Linked DNA regions of Homo sapiens: region 2 is linked to region 1. Evidence: chromatin loops called from intact Hi-C (ENCODE). Cell type or tissue: gastrocnemius medialis. All regions are shown on one strand. Each heading gives the region's core, and the rest is flanking DNA. Links, peaks and the distances in the headings are about the cores only.

The links. Hi-C counts contacts between places; a loop is a spot of excess contacts. Peaks named below come from ENCODE experiments on the same cell type or tissue, not always from the same donor. Only the 100,000 strongest peaks of a DNase experiment are listed, where the experiment ranks them.
Region 2: a loop joins it to region 1, with 4 times the contacts of the local background. A loop is called at or near these places in 2 of 110 quality-filtered maps.

Annotation. Positions count from the first base shown.
Region 1 is chr11:112,552,620-112,559,476 of GRCh38, reverse strand. LINC02764 (long intergenic non-protein coding RNA 2764) reads left to right here and starts at 3,675. Exons shown (of 4, transcript NR_104155.1): 1 at 3,675-3,800; 2 at 6,116-6,312. In gastrocnemius medialis, for the core only: a CTCF peak has its summit at 3,576 (motif pointing right); a DNase peak (open chromatin) is centred at 3,662.
Region 2 is chr11:112,464,542-112,471,398 of GRCh38, reverse strand. It overlaps LOC107984389 (a long non-coding RNA gene), which reads right to left and starts at 6,447. Exons shown (of 3, transcript XR_001748387.1): 1 at 5,112-6,447. In gastrocnemius medialis, for the core only: no CTCF peak of the experiment used is centred there; a DNase peak (open chromatin) is centred at 3,498; H3K27ac peaks cover 896 bases.

The DNA of each region.
Region 1 (6,857 bases), core at 1,353-5,352:
GAGCCACCACGCCTGGCCCATTGTTTTTCAACTACATCTTCCCCATTGTCACCATTTGCTTCTCATTGTGTTTTAGAGGTGGTGTCTGTTTTTCTTAACTTCCTACCCATTCTTCCACACCTGGCTCCCAGAGGACTTCCCTGACCACTGGAGTCCTCACCTTCACTTTCCGCATCCTCACTCCAGAGACAGTTCAGTTCTGCTTGTTGTTAGAGCCTGGCCTGTGTTGTTTCCTAGTGTGGGAATATTCAGGTCCGTCATCTCTACCATAAACTCCGGTGGTGGTTTTAAAATATGTTCACAAATCCTTGTCTCTTTAAAAAGTGGAGCCTAATTCTCCTCCTTTTGAATGTGGGCTGTACTTAGTGATTTGATTCTAACAATTAGAATGTGGCGGCAGTGACAGCATATATGACTCCTGAGAGTAGGTCATAAAAACATGGTGCTTCCTATCTTCCCGCCCCCCTCTCTCTGTGTGATCTTTTACTCTGGGAGAAGGTAACCGCCATGTCATGAGGACACTCAGCCCAATGGAGAGGCCCATATGGTGAGGAACCGAAGCCTCCTGCCAATGAATAGCCCTTGAGGTCTGCCAACAACTGCGTGAATCACTTACTATAGAATGAAAGAAATGTCAGACATTTTAAAATGCTAAGTCCTAAACCTTTTTTTCCATCTTGAAAGTAGATCCTCCAGCCGCAGGCAAGCCTCCAGATAAGTGCAGCCCCAGCTAGCATCTTGACTGAGGCCCCATGAGAGACTCTGAACCGGAACCACTTGGCTTCCTGACCCACAGAACTGTGGGAGGTAATAAAATGTTTACTGTTTTGAGCTACTGCATTTTAGAGTTGCACCACAGATAACTAATGTCTTACACAGGGTTGGTCTCCTAGTAGGTATCTGTTAAGTATTTGCCAGCCAATTGCTTTGACTGGGAAGAACAGTCTGTCACCCTAGGACATGGGAGAGCTTGGGAAAGGCTATAATTTGGACCTTTTAGGTGGCAAAGAGATATGAAATGGTGAAGGGCACAGCGTGATAGAATGGTGTATTCTTTTCCTGCAGCTGCAATAACAAATTACCACAAACTTGGGGGCTTAAAACAACATAGATTTATTCTAATTCTGGAAGCGAGAAATTGGAAATCAGTTTCACTGGCCTAAAGGCAAGGTGTCAGCAAGGCTGGTTCCTTCTGGAAACTCTAGATGAGAATCCATTTCCTTGCTTTTCAAGCTACCACAGCTGTATTTCTTGCATTTCTTGGCTCGTGGTCACTTTCTCCATCTCTCTCTGCTACTGTCTTCATAGCACCTTCTCTTTTACAAGGACACTTGTGGTGACATCTGTCCCACACAATAATCCAGAATAAAGTTCCCATCCCAAGATCTGTAATTTAATCACATCTGCAAATTCCCTTCTGCCATATGAGGTAACATTCACAGGTCCCGGAAATGAAAATATGGACATATTTGCAAGGGGCCGTTATTTAGCCTCCTACCACAAGCAGAAAAGCCTCGCTTCTTGAATCAAGACAGATTGGAATTCAAATCCTCCGATTAATCATTGTGTAATGTTGAACCAATAACATTAAACTGAGGCAAGTTTTTTAAATCTCCATAACAAAGAGAAAACTTCTTAAATGAATACTACATATAAATGCACCTGGCACTTAGTGGTTTTGTTTTTTTTTTGGTTATTCAGTTTCTAAATAAATGTTAGCTTTTCTCTGTCTTCATTGTATTGAGTAGCTAGGAAGAAAAAGATCCAGGCCAAGAAGGAAGAGGACTCAGAGGCTGTGAGACTTGTAACTAGTTTTATATGGCACTTATTGTTTACAAGGCAGTTTAATGTCTATTATGTAATTTGATTATTAATCCCATTTTACCAAATGAAGGAAACAGAGGCACAAAGGAGTTAAGTGATTTTACCAAAATCACCCTGCTAGTGTCAGAACTGAGTTTCCCGATGCTAAATCCTAAGTTTTTTCCTTTATATCAAATGTATTTGAGTAGAGTCTGCAAAAAAACGAGAACAGCCACCAAATAAAGCAAAGGAAATGAGAAAAGAAGGCCGACCAAATAGTGTATTACTATGAATCGGTGAAGGAGTAGTGCACAAAAGCTTTTAGAGGACAGAAAGGAAATGCAATTATAAGAAGATAGTGTTCCTCCGAGCAGGTCCAGGCTGGCTCTCAGGGAAGCAGGGAGAGAATGGGACTTACCTTCACCTTGATACGATCCACTCTAATTCCTTTCCTCTCACAAAGAAAGGCACAGAGAAGCAATGTGGAGAGTGCTCTCTGAACTTTGGGAATAAAAAACTTTCTGACGTGGCTAATCAGTTTGGCTTATCCAATGAGATACCATCACAGGAGTCAAAGGCGAATCTGGGGATGATTCTGGGAGGGAACAACATTGGATGGTACCGCTGCATGGCCTGTCTGGCTCCTGAGCGTGATGTGTTCTCCCTCTCATCTGCTAGATGGGGGCCAGACTCAGAAGGTAGGAGAGCTGCTCTGCTGGGGGCCGAGGTTGCAGTGAGGGGAGAAGTGTGTTACTGCCTAGGGTGAGAAATCACATCAATAATAAACACATCGCATATCCCCCTTCCAATTTGCAAAGCACTAATACCCTATATTTTTTTCACTTAGCCTCACAAAATCATGCTCATTTTACAAAAAAAAGAAAAAGGAAATGGATGAAATGAAAGAGCTACTACCATTTATTGAATGTTGAATATGTGCTAATCACTGGACAAGGAGGCTTGTGCCTTTGTGATTAGCACATACAAGGATCATATAAATGTAATCATCTCAATTCCTCTGTGAAGTACGTCTTTTTACCTCCAGAAGGACTTAAGATTCAGAGAGGGTAAGAGGCTTGCCCAAAGACCGCAGCTACCAGGTGACAGATCAGAATTCAAATGCAGGACGACGGCAAGATGCTTACTAGCAGATCATTTTAAACGAGCATGCCTGGCACGCAGTAAGCACTCCGTAAGTAGTGTCGTCTGCTACCACTGGTGTTCTTAGAAAGGCTCTGGCCCAACCCTATCCTAGAATCATCACTCCATTGCAGGCTTGACACTGGAACCAACTCTTTGCTCTGGAATTAGGTCAAATCATTGCTGGCTTCAGGCCCTTCTCCATTAAAAAACGTACCCATGGAGATAATGAATGCACTGAATTTCTACCAGTCATTACGCCTTGGTGTCAATCAGAAGGAATGTCCCATAGGAAGGCTAGGACTGGGCATTCCTCTCTACCTATCACATGATTCGATGAGCACAGGGTGCTGTGGTTTGATGTATAGAGTCTGCCTTTCTTAAAGGAGCCCTGATTGTGGCCTGGAGGGGCCTATGTGACATGATTCCCGTGAGGCCAGCCTAGCAGAGGGCAGGATGGCTATCTCTCTACTGTGGCTACAGCTGCCTTTGGAGCTTTCTCAGGAATCCCGGGTGTCCACTGATTGAACAAATGTACACAAACACAGCAGAGCCTGCTCCTGCCAGAAACAGACTCAAAGCTACAGCGACCAGTCCCAGAAAAGTTCCCCCAGGCCAGCTCAACTCCCACCAGCAGGGGTCACACCTGAGCAGCCAGAAGGGTGAGGGGCCCTGATAGTCTGGCCTACCAACCAGCAAACCTTTGTATGCTGCGGGTGAGGTCCATACTCAGTCAGCACATGGAAGGGGAACTGGAGGAGAACATTAAGCTGAGAGGAGGTCCTGGTGGGCTGGGGCCAACTCCCCAGGAGCAGAGGAAGCAGCCAGCAGCCTGGATGGGCAGAGGTGAGACCAGGGTAAGCTACACCTCAAATTGTGCCTCTGCAGGTGGCTACCAATGTCACCTTAATGAGGTGTCTCAGACAACCAGAGGCAGCTGTTCACCTGATGGCCCTTCCCGGCTAGTGGCAGGAGGCTATGTCACTTCCCCTCGAATGCCACCCCGGTCAGATGGCCAGATAGAAGCTGAAGTAGCCCTGAGTCAGTCCTGGAACCAGAGCCCCCACAGTGGGCACTGAACAAGGCCATGACCCGTCCCAGCTGAAAGGGTAGAGAGGGCCCTTTCCATAGCCATTTGGGTTCTGATTTTTTATTCTTTTCCTCTGGAAGAAGAGTCAAAGGACCTTCCTCAGCAAGGGAGGTGGTAGGAACGAGGGTGAATGTCACAGGCTGGGTTTGGATGCTTTTGTGGTATCTCAGAGTCTGAGCACGAGACATATCTGAAAAAAAAATCTTGAATAAAACATGGAAAATGAAGTCCACCTTCCAGAGTTTTTCTCATAGCTGGGAGTTGGGGCATCTGTGGCAGCTGACTTCATTTTCCCCTTAGCATCTGAGGTCCTCACAGCAGGCAGACCCAGCTAGACTTCAGATGACTCCATCCACAGGGGAACAGGATTCAAATCGCCTCCTGATAACCTCTGGGGACATTATTTTTCCCCCTTCTGGTTAATTTCTATTTCAATGTTAAGCAGAGACCCTTCTTGCCTCTCGGCTACTATCCCATTTATTAGTTTAATTTAGAAAAGGACTCTTTAAAACATTCCATTGAAATGATTATCCTGGACTGGGAAAGGAGCCCCAGCCACAGTGGGTGGTTTGTGTTGCTCGGAGGCCATGAGGCTGGCACTGGCTCCCCGGTGAGTGATGGGGACACACCCTGTGGCCCGGGGCTAGAGGACAAGGGCTAGAGCACAGTGCCCTGCACCTAGCTCCTTGATGGGTCAGAGCCCAGTTAGGCTGTGTGCAGGGGGAACAAGATGGGTGCACCCACAGATAGGGGGCTGAGGTGGGAGAGGGTAGGCATGGGGGGCTGACCCCAGGCAGGACCAAGACCTGAGCTTACAGGTACAGGGCAATCCCCAGGATGCCTTGCTGCCCTCAGTCTCCAAAGCAGGCGGAAATCCTCACCTGTGCTTAGCATTCCCCTACCTCTGTGGCAAGGAGTCCTGCTCCCTGAGGGTGACTACTTGGTCCCTGGCCCTGACTGCCCCAGGACAAAGTACAGAAAGGTCTGTTGAGAGTCAGCAGGTGAGGTTGGAAGAGGTAGGCTTTGAGGCAGACAGAATGAATCTAATTCAGACCCACCACTCACTGGCTAGGCGACCGCGGGCAAGTGAGTTAATTTCTTTATGACTGACTTTCTTCCTCTGAAAGCTGGAGATGATGATAGCTACCTCAAAGTATTTGGTAAGGAGAGTGTATGAGCGCAGGAAGAATGGCCAGTGAGGAGCCTGTCAAGTAGGTGCTCAATAAAAGTCCTTTTCCGCTTCCCTTTCCATCTGAGTAGGGCCGGGGGAGAGGGCCCAGCGCTCAGCCTGGCAGATTTGCTGCCAGCCCTATTGGTACCTGATGCTCTTTCTCTGAGTCTCCTACTTGAGGGGACATGATCCACAGGGAGACAGAGCCTCAAACCTGAGACAAGGCCAGCCTGAACAGAAGCTGGACAGATGCTAGGTATTCACTGGGCACAACCCCTGGAGGCCATGTAGGGAAGCACCCACAAGCACCCACATTTGCATGGTGTTCTATAAACCTCAAAGCATCTCGGCCTATGTTTCAGCATTTGCCTAATACCACCCTTTGAGGTAGATAGAGCAGGTATGCCCTTTATCTTTCTCATTTTACAGACGAGAAACCCAAGGTTTCAGCAGTTTCTATAACTTGCCCAAGGTCACAGAGCTAGTGAGATGCAGAGTTGGGGTTCAAACCCACTTCTTCCGGCCTCCAGTCCAGTACCCTTTCCACCATGCCCTGTTAACAAGCATCTTTCCACTGAAGCTTCTCCTGAGGCTGAGGAGGAGATAAGATTCCGTTCAAGGTTAACCACAGCCTCTGAGTTGGAAGGACTGGGGTGGGGGCTGACCTATCTGGACTGGATTGTTGATTTAGTGCTAGCTTGACCCCTTCAATTAGCTGCTGGACAGAGCCAGGCCCAGGAGAGATGAACAGCAGGGCTTAATGGAAATGGGGATGCTGGTGATGATATGAACAATCTGAATTATGGTCTCAATTTGCACAGAGCCTGATAGATTTGCAATAATTCCAAACCAGGTCAAGTGTCTGTGTCTCCTCTTTTGCTGATCTCACACAAGGTATCTCCATTTGTCAGGCTCCGACTCCCTCTCTCCCAGAAGCTGCCCGCCCCCTCTTCCCCCCTGCTTTTGCAAAGTTTTCTGAGTTCCATCTGCAGTACTCTGACCTGAGGGCACCTCTACAGCTGGGCCCAGAGGGACTGAAGCTGCTACTAGCATGGCACGGTCCTGGGAGCTTTGAGGACACCCACAGAGACAGACGGTGCACACCGAGGTAAGAAAAGGGTCAGCTCTCCATCATCCCGAGGCCTCATGCTGTGGTCATTTTTGTTTGTTTTGAGATAGAGTTTCACTCTCATTGCCCAGGCTGGAGTGCAATGGCATAATCTCGGCTCACTGCAACCTCTGCCTCCTGGGTTCAAGTGATTCTTCTGCCTCAGCCTCCCAAGTAGGTGGGATTACAGGCACCTGTCACCATGCCTGGCTAATTTTTTGTATTTTTAGTAGAGACGGGGTTTCACCATGTTGGCCAGGCTGGTCTCAAACTCCTGACCTCAGGTAATCCTCCTGCCTCAGCCTCCCAAAGTGTTGGGATTACAGGCGTGAGCCACTGCGCCTGGCCCTGTGATCGTTTTTAAGACAAGGAGATAGCATAATTTGGTATCTTAGGGGATCATCTTGTGTAGGTGTAAAATGGCTACAATTAATGGATGCAGAGATACAGTTGCAATATAGTCCTCCTAGTACCAGGAACTAGGACAGCAGAGGCCTGAAGTAGATGCCACACCCTCCTCCAGGCCAAACCAGGGATAACTGACC
Region 2 (6,857 bases), core at 1,945-5,944, 89 kb after region 1:
TCATGAACTGGGTGCTATCCAATCCTCTGAAGCAATAAAGTCAAATGTGTATGACAGCATTCGACACTTAAAGGAAGAAGCACATTTAAAAAGCTGGAATCGGCAGGGCGTGGTAGCTCACACCTGTAATCCTAGAGCTTTGGGAGGCCGAGGCGGGCAGATCGCCTGAGGTCAGGAGTTTGAGACCAGCCTGGCCAATGTGGTGAAATCCCGTCTCCACTAAAATTGCAAAAACTAGCTTGGCATGGTGGCAGACACCTGTAATCCCAGCTACTCGGGAGGCTGAGGAAGGAGAATTGCTTGAACCCAGGAGACGGAGCTTGCAGTGAGCCAAGATTGTGCCACTGCACTCCAGCCTGTGCAACAGACCAAAACTCCGTCTCAAAAAAAAAAAAAAAAACAAAAAAGCTAGAATCACAGTGGTCCTGCCCAGCAGGAGCTGGAGCCACAGATGAGAAGAGGCTGTTGCCAGAGACACAAACAAAGGTCACTGTAACCCTTTAGGTCCAGGGTCCCAGCCTTACCTGGCTGGTAAGTCATATGAGGACCAACAGTTCTCACATAAAACAGTAGAGCAGTGGTTCTCAACTTGGGTGAGTCTGCCCCCAACGTGTAAAGACGTTTTTGAGTCTCATGACTAGGGAAGTGCTACAGGTACCCAGTAGATAGAGGCCAGGGATGATGTGAAAAATCCTACAGTACACGGGCAAGCATCTTCCCTATCATAACAAAGAATTACCTGGCCGAAAATGTCAATAGTGGCAGGGTAGAGAAACCTTGTTGTAGAGAAAGGGAAAGAGAAAGAGAAAAAGGGAATCAGTGATTAATATAGGTCATAGGTGACATTCTTTTACTACTCACCCCACGCTTCCTCTGTGTGCATGTTAATATTCCAGGGCATAGGGATCATACTTTGCCCAGAACCTCAAGGGAGTTTTGTTGTACAGAAAGGGTTTAAGAATCTCTTTTCTAAGTACTTACTTATATCTCCCTACTTCTGCCCCAATCCCGAATCCCAGGTGACAACAGGTATAAAACACTCCAGGAATGCTTCTCCTACCACCCATCAATGTATTCTAGAGATCCCAGAGGGGCAGATTTTTTACCAAGGTCAGTTTCATCTGCGCAGAAAGTAAGAATGTCTCACATTTTCCTTACACACCTACTCTATATCTGTCAAGTCAGTATTATAAATTTTTTTCATTTGTCTATTCAACAAATATTTATTGAGCACTACTGCTTGTTATAATGGTAAAAAAAAATTTTTGAAAAAGACCAACAAGCCTGTTTTGACAAAGCTTATGACCTCTGGTTCTATGATTGTTGTCATTATTTTTATTATAGGCTATTGAAGCCAAGAAGAATTCACATTTCACCCAGGTCTTTCCCCAAGAATCTGTAGTTGCCTCAGATTATCTCCCACCCTGGGCCTGATCTGCTCAGAACCTATTAGTTGGAAGAAAGCATCGTGCAACATCCTATTGTTTGTCACTGTATAGAGGAGCTTTTTCCACAACGTATCCAGTGCTCTGTCCCGGGGTTATGAGTTGCCTTTCTGTTCTCTGCTTAGCCTGGGACTCTAAAAGGACGTAGAGGGAAAAAGCCAAATGCACTCACTTAAAATGAAAACAAAAGTGCCAATGTCCTTCAAGAGGTCAGAATACCCTTGCTGTAACTTTTAAAGGCCCCTTCCCCTTATATTCTTCCATGACCACCACAGGATGGAACGGCTTTTTCCTACAGGGTCCTAAGATTGTTCCACAGTGGGAGCTTCGAGCTTGAGCCAATGCTGAGCCTGCTTCTGGCTTCAGTTTATCTGGGAATGCCTGGTAACTCTGAGTGGCAACCTGCAAGAGCACTTCTCCATGAGGGTATTAGAAGTCGCCTGGGAAAGAATAGCAGGGGAATTGATAAGAGCTGTTGCAGAAGTCCAGTTTAAGGGAGAGACATCTACAGTATCTGACACTGCTCCTTAGCTCAACTTCCATTCCCTTTCCTTCTCATTCCTATGGTGGCGCCTCTGTAATCATTGTTACCTATTGGGCTTCCTACCATCTATTTTTTTTACCTTGTGGTCAATGTCATGAAATGGCATCCCGCTATCCACTTTATCTCAGAACACTTTATACTGCCATTTTGTGATTATAGTCAGAATTTTGGAATTTTTCACTTTCTTGCATTTATTATTCATTCAAACAGTATTTGTTGAGCATCTACTAACATGCTAGGCATTCTTTTAGGCACTTGGAGTTTACATTCATAGATATAGGAGTAACAGAAAATAAACAGATAAACATAGGTACAGAAATGTCAATGAAGGGCAAGGGATAGAGAGTGATGGGGTGGGGATCAGGGTTACAGAGAGGCTAGGGGAGGCTCTCTGAGAAAGGAAGGCACAGAAACTTGAATGGAGTGAGGAATGAGGTATGCAAAATCTGAGGAGGAAACATTTCACATGGAAAGAGCAAAGACGCTGAGGTGGGAATGTGCAAATGTGCAAAGACCCTGAGGTGGGAACCATGTGTGCATGGTTTAGGGCCAGGGTGGCCGGAGCAAAGTGAGTCCAGGGACACATTATGAAATGAGGCCAGAGACATAGGCAGAATACAAATCACATCACATCACATGAGCCACAGTAGGATCTGGATCTTATTTTGGGTTTTTCCCCAGCCACTGTGCACCACTCAAGGGCAGGGGTGAAGGAGCAGACTTGGGCTTAACCAGCATTGACTTTTTGCCACATGTGTAAAGGTAGGGTGAGGTTAATGGAATTAAGGATGTGCCTAGGCCTCAGGGTTGAGCACAGGCCCTCACTTCTTCTGCCCTTATGGTGAGTCCCCTCAGGACCTCCTTTCTCTCATGTCCGGGAACCTCAATTCAAGGCCATTGCAACCTGTCAGAGAAGTTCTAATACCATTGAACTTCAAAAGAGAAGGGGTTGGTCTAGGTCTCTTTTCCCAAGAAGCTCCTCAGCCCTTTGTGCACTCACCTCTTCCCCAGGAACCAGCTCTGCCCACCACAGAGAATAGGTAAAGGTCACAAGGACTGAGTTATCCCCAAGCCCCCAGGCAAAAGGGGGCCCCTCATGAGGAATTGCCCCTGAATAAACAAGAGCAGCTCCACGTATTCTGTCTCAGTCCCGCCCGCACTGGCCGAGACTTTGAAATGGTCTAGAGGCCCTGCATTAGCAGGTAGAAGTATGAGCTAGTAAAAAAAAGATGCCCCATTTGTTCCCCTATCTGATAGAAGCCATGGATACTTGGGTTGCACTCTTCATTTTAATAGTATTCAACAAAACAAACCAGCCGCTCTGCAATTTCATCAGATGACTTAGTCCTTGGCTTAAGGATATCGCCGTGCATGTGCAGAGAACAGTCAGAAGAACTGGTGCAAAGGAAGCTAAGGCTTGGCTTTGGCAGAGGAGATGAAACAGATGTGGCAATCATGACACTACCAAGTAAAGCATTGGTGGCATGTGTATGATTGATAGGCTGGTCCCTAGAAAAAGCAACTGCATACAAGGTTGGCTCCAGTGCCCTGGCTCATAGCTCTGCATCCCCAGCCAGACAGCTGGTGTGTGGGCTCAGGCCTCCCTTCCCTGTGAGGGCTTTACCTGCCCTGCCTTCCCTGCTGTGTCCCTCAGCTCCCCTCCTCAGCCCCAATCAAAACCAATTTCCACTTCTTCTGAGCACTCATTGGAGACTAATGCTAACCTGATAAATTAATTCAAGCTAATGCAAATTATGGTTTAATATGTTACCCTTCCCAGACAACATTTACATTTTTAAAAGGAGCTTCAGTTCCTTAAATCTAAATGAATGGATATCGTGGGAATGTCAAGCCTTGTGGCAGGCAGTTATGGAGACTACGGGAAACAGTAGTAGCACCTCTCTGGGCCCCTCTGAGGTCAGATGAGAAAGGTTCCATCTGCTCATTGTGATTATCAGGTATCTATGGGCCAAGAGACACCAATGTCAAACTTTTCTCTGAAACCAGAAGATTTCTATTTTGAGAAAACATGCTTTTAATGTACTTGGCTATTGCCTATATGACTCTAATATATGCAGATGAGATACTTCTGTGCAATCAAAGTAAATCTATGATAGTGGTTTGCTTAATTTCCCCTTCTGCACCAGGAAATATGAGTTCCTGGAGGACAGAAAAAGACAGAAGAGGAGGCATCCACCCATCATCAGCCCAGGAGTCCTCTGACTGGGACTATTCTTTAGCCAGTGGAAACAGCAGCCTGCTGCCGAGGCTGCTCCAGGGCCTTCTGTGTAGGTCTGGGTGGCAGGCAGGAAGGTATCAGGTGAGGTCTGCTCCAGCTGCCTCTACTTCTGGGAGAAGCAGAAGGGAGACCCAGGCTCCCTGAGGACCTGGCTATAGAAAGCAATTCTGTACCACATAACCCCCACCTCGCCAGTGTTTTCTGGGGTTATGTGAGCCTGTGCATCAGTGATATGGTTTGGCTATGTCCCCACCCAAATCTCATCTTGAATTGAAGCTCCCATAATTCCCATGTGTTGTGGGAGGAACTCGGTGGGAGATAGTTGAATCGTGGGGGTTGTTTCCCCCATACTGTTCTCATGGCAGTGAATAACTCTCACGAGAGCTGATCGTTTTATAAGGGGAAACCCCTTTTGCTTGGCTCTCATTCTCTCTTTGCCGCTGTGATGTAAGATGTGTGTTTCACCTTCCGCCATGATGTGAGGCCTCCCCAGCCCCATGGAACTGTGAGTCCATTAAACTGCTTTTTCTTTGTAAGTTACCCAGACTCAGATATGTCTTTATCAACAGCGTGAAAATGGACTAATACAATCAGGGAATTAACCTTGGTGATGTCAACGTTTGTCGTAAGGATCCCAAAGCCTGAGGCAAAGACGGTAGACACAAACAATAGCTCCCCTGCACCCCCACTTCTCTCAGCTTTCCTTGGTGTGTGAATGAGACAAAACCTACCCTTCCGTTTTTCCAGGCACTAACTGCCTGCCCACACATCCCAAAATGGAGAGAGGCTAACCCCACTGCTCCAGAGAAAGCAGATGTCAGGGCAAAGAGGATTACTGCCCAAGACAGCCTACAGACCCTGACAGAGACCCAAATACACTTACCCTTTGAGAAGCAGGCCAGGGGTTGGTCACAATGACAGTGTCCTCCAAGGCTCACAGTGACTTCTGTGGCCTCCATACACTCTCACCCATTCATTCATCTGTTCATGCAGTTATCCACTACTCCTTAGCTAGAAGAAACTGCAGGCAGCCCTGCTCCAGGACACAACCGAGGACTTCCAAGAGGAGTGGGACACATCCATCCCCCAACTGGACATATTCCGTGTGACCCTTGAGTCAAGGCATTGGTAGTACTGTGAGGAATGTGTTTGTCTTTGGGGTAAACACAAAGCCCAGCATCTCCCTACAAGGAGAAAGCAAAGAGCTGCCACCTGGTTCCCAGTGAGCAGTGGGAAGCCAGAAGCATCCCTCGCTGTCCCCCACTCCAGGTCAGTTGCCTTGCTCCATCTACAAACACAAGGATCTCCTGAGTTAATCATCCACTAAATGTCTCCATGCTTCTGGAACTTCAATTACAGCCCCCTCTGCCCTCAGGCAGACGCTGCCACCGTGCAAATGCAGTTTAAATCATCATGCACATTTTTTTCCCCTGTGCTTCCTCATACTGGTACTGTCTTCCCACCCCTACATTTTTTCAAGGGCTTGTCTTGCTGTCATTCCACTCCAAGTCAGCTTGGCACACTGAGGTCCCCTCTAGCGCACAGCCCTTCTGAAGTCTCCCTGTGAAGCCTGCTCTTCATGCATACTCTTGTCTCAAGGATTCTCTCAGGTTTCCGATTTCCACCTCCCTGTTCTCAGCTGCTGATATTTGCTTCAAATCCCTTTCTTGCATTCTGCTGCTCCCAAGGATTCAATGCACTGAACTGTTCCTTGATGCTCCCGCCCACTCATTCCCCAAAATGTGGACAAACAACCATTCTGTATCTTGTGCAAAACACAGACGTTGGCTCCTCTTGGGTCTCACTTCTGAGCTGAAGGTCTGATTTCCAGGGGCCGCAGGTCAGGCCACAGCCCAGGCCACAGCTTCACATAAGAAGGGGGTACACACTTGCCTGTCATTCCCTTCTTTTTTGCCTGAAAATGCAAGTGAGAGCATGAGTACTTATTGTGTTTGCTTTATTTCCTCACTTCCAAGCAAATCAGCCTCCTAACTGCTGGTCACAGTATACTCTAAGAGCTTCTAAACTGTTGCAAAATGTTCAAGTACACTGGAAACAGGTGCCTAGGTATATCCTTTGACTTTCTTAGAGCTCAGGAGTCCTGTGGGAGAGACAAAGGCATTAAGGGTCAGATAGTTCTGCTTTGGAAACTCCAGCTGGCAGAGTTGGGCAAAAACAGAGGAAGGTGACTGCACACTGGCCAGAGAGACAAGGAGCCATGGAAGTTGACAATCCAGAGGAGGTCAGTGATGCTGCACCCATGGGCAGCATGGGCAAAAGCAGCTTGAGGCCGTCTGCAGCACCGGGAGGCACACCCACAGTGAATGGGACAAAGGGGCAATTGGAACCATGTGAACTGGCTCTGGTTAAACATGAAACCAACATCTGGGAGCCATAGAGTTTCTGCCTTTGGACTCAGAAACTGGTGGGGGCTGGGGGATACTGAGGCTGGACATGAAAGGGTCCCTGGAGATTCCCAGGAATACAGTAGCTGTCACAGGAGGACTCTTGAGAAAATCCGAGATTCCTACCACTAAGTATGTTGGGGCATTGTACATTGAAAATTTGGGATACTCTTGTGAATACAAGATATCAAAACTCCCCAGTGAGTAATGGGTAAAGCCTAGGA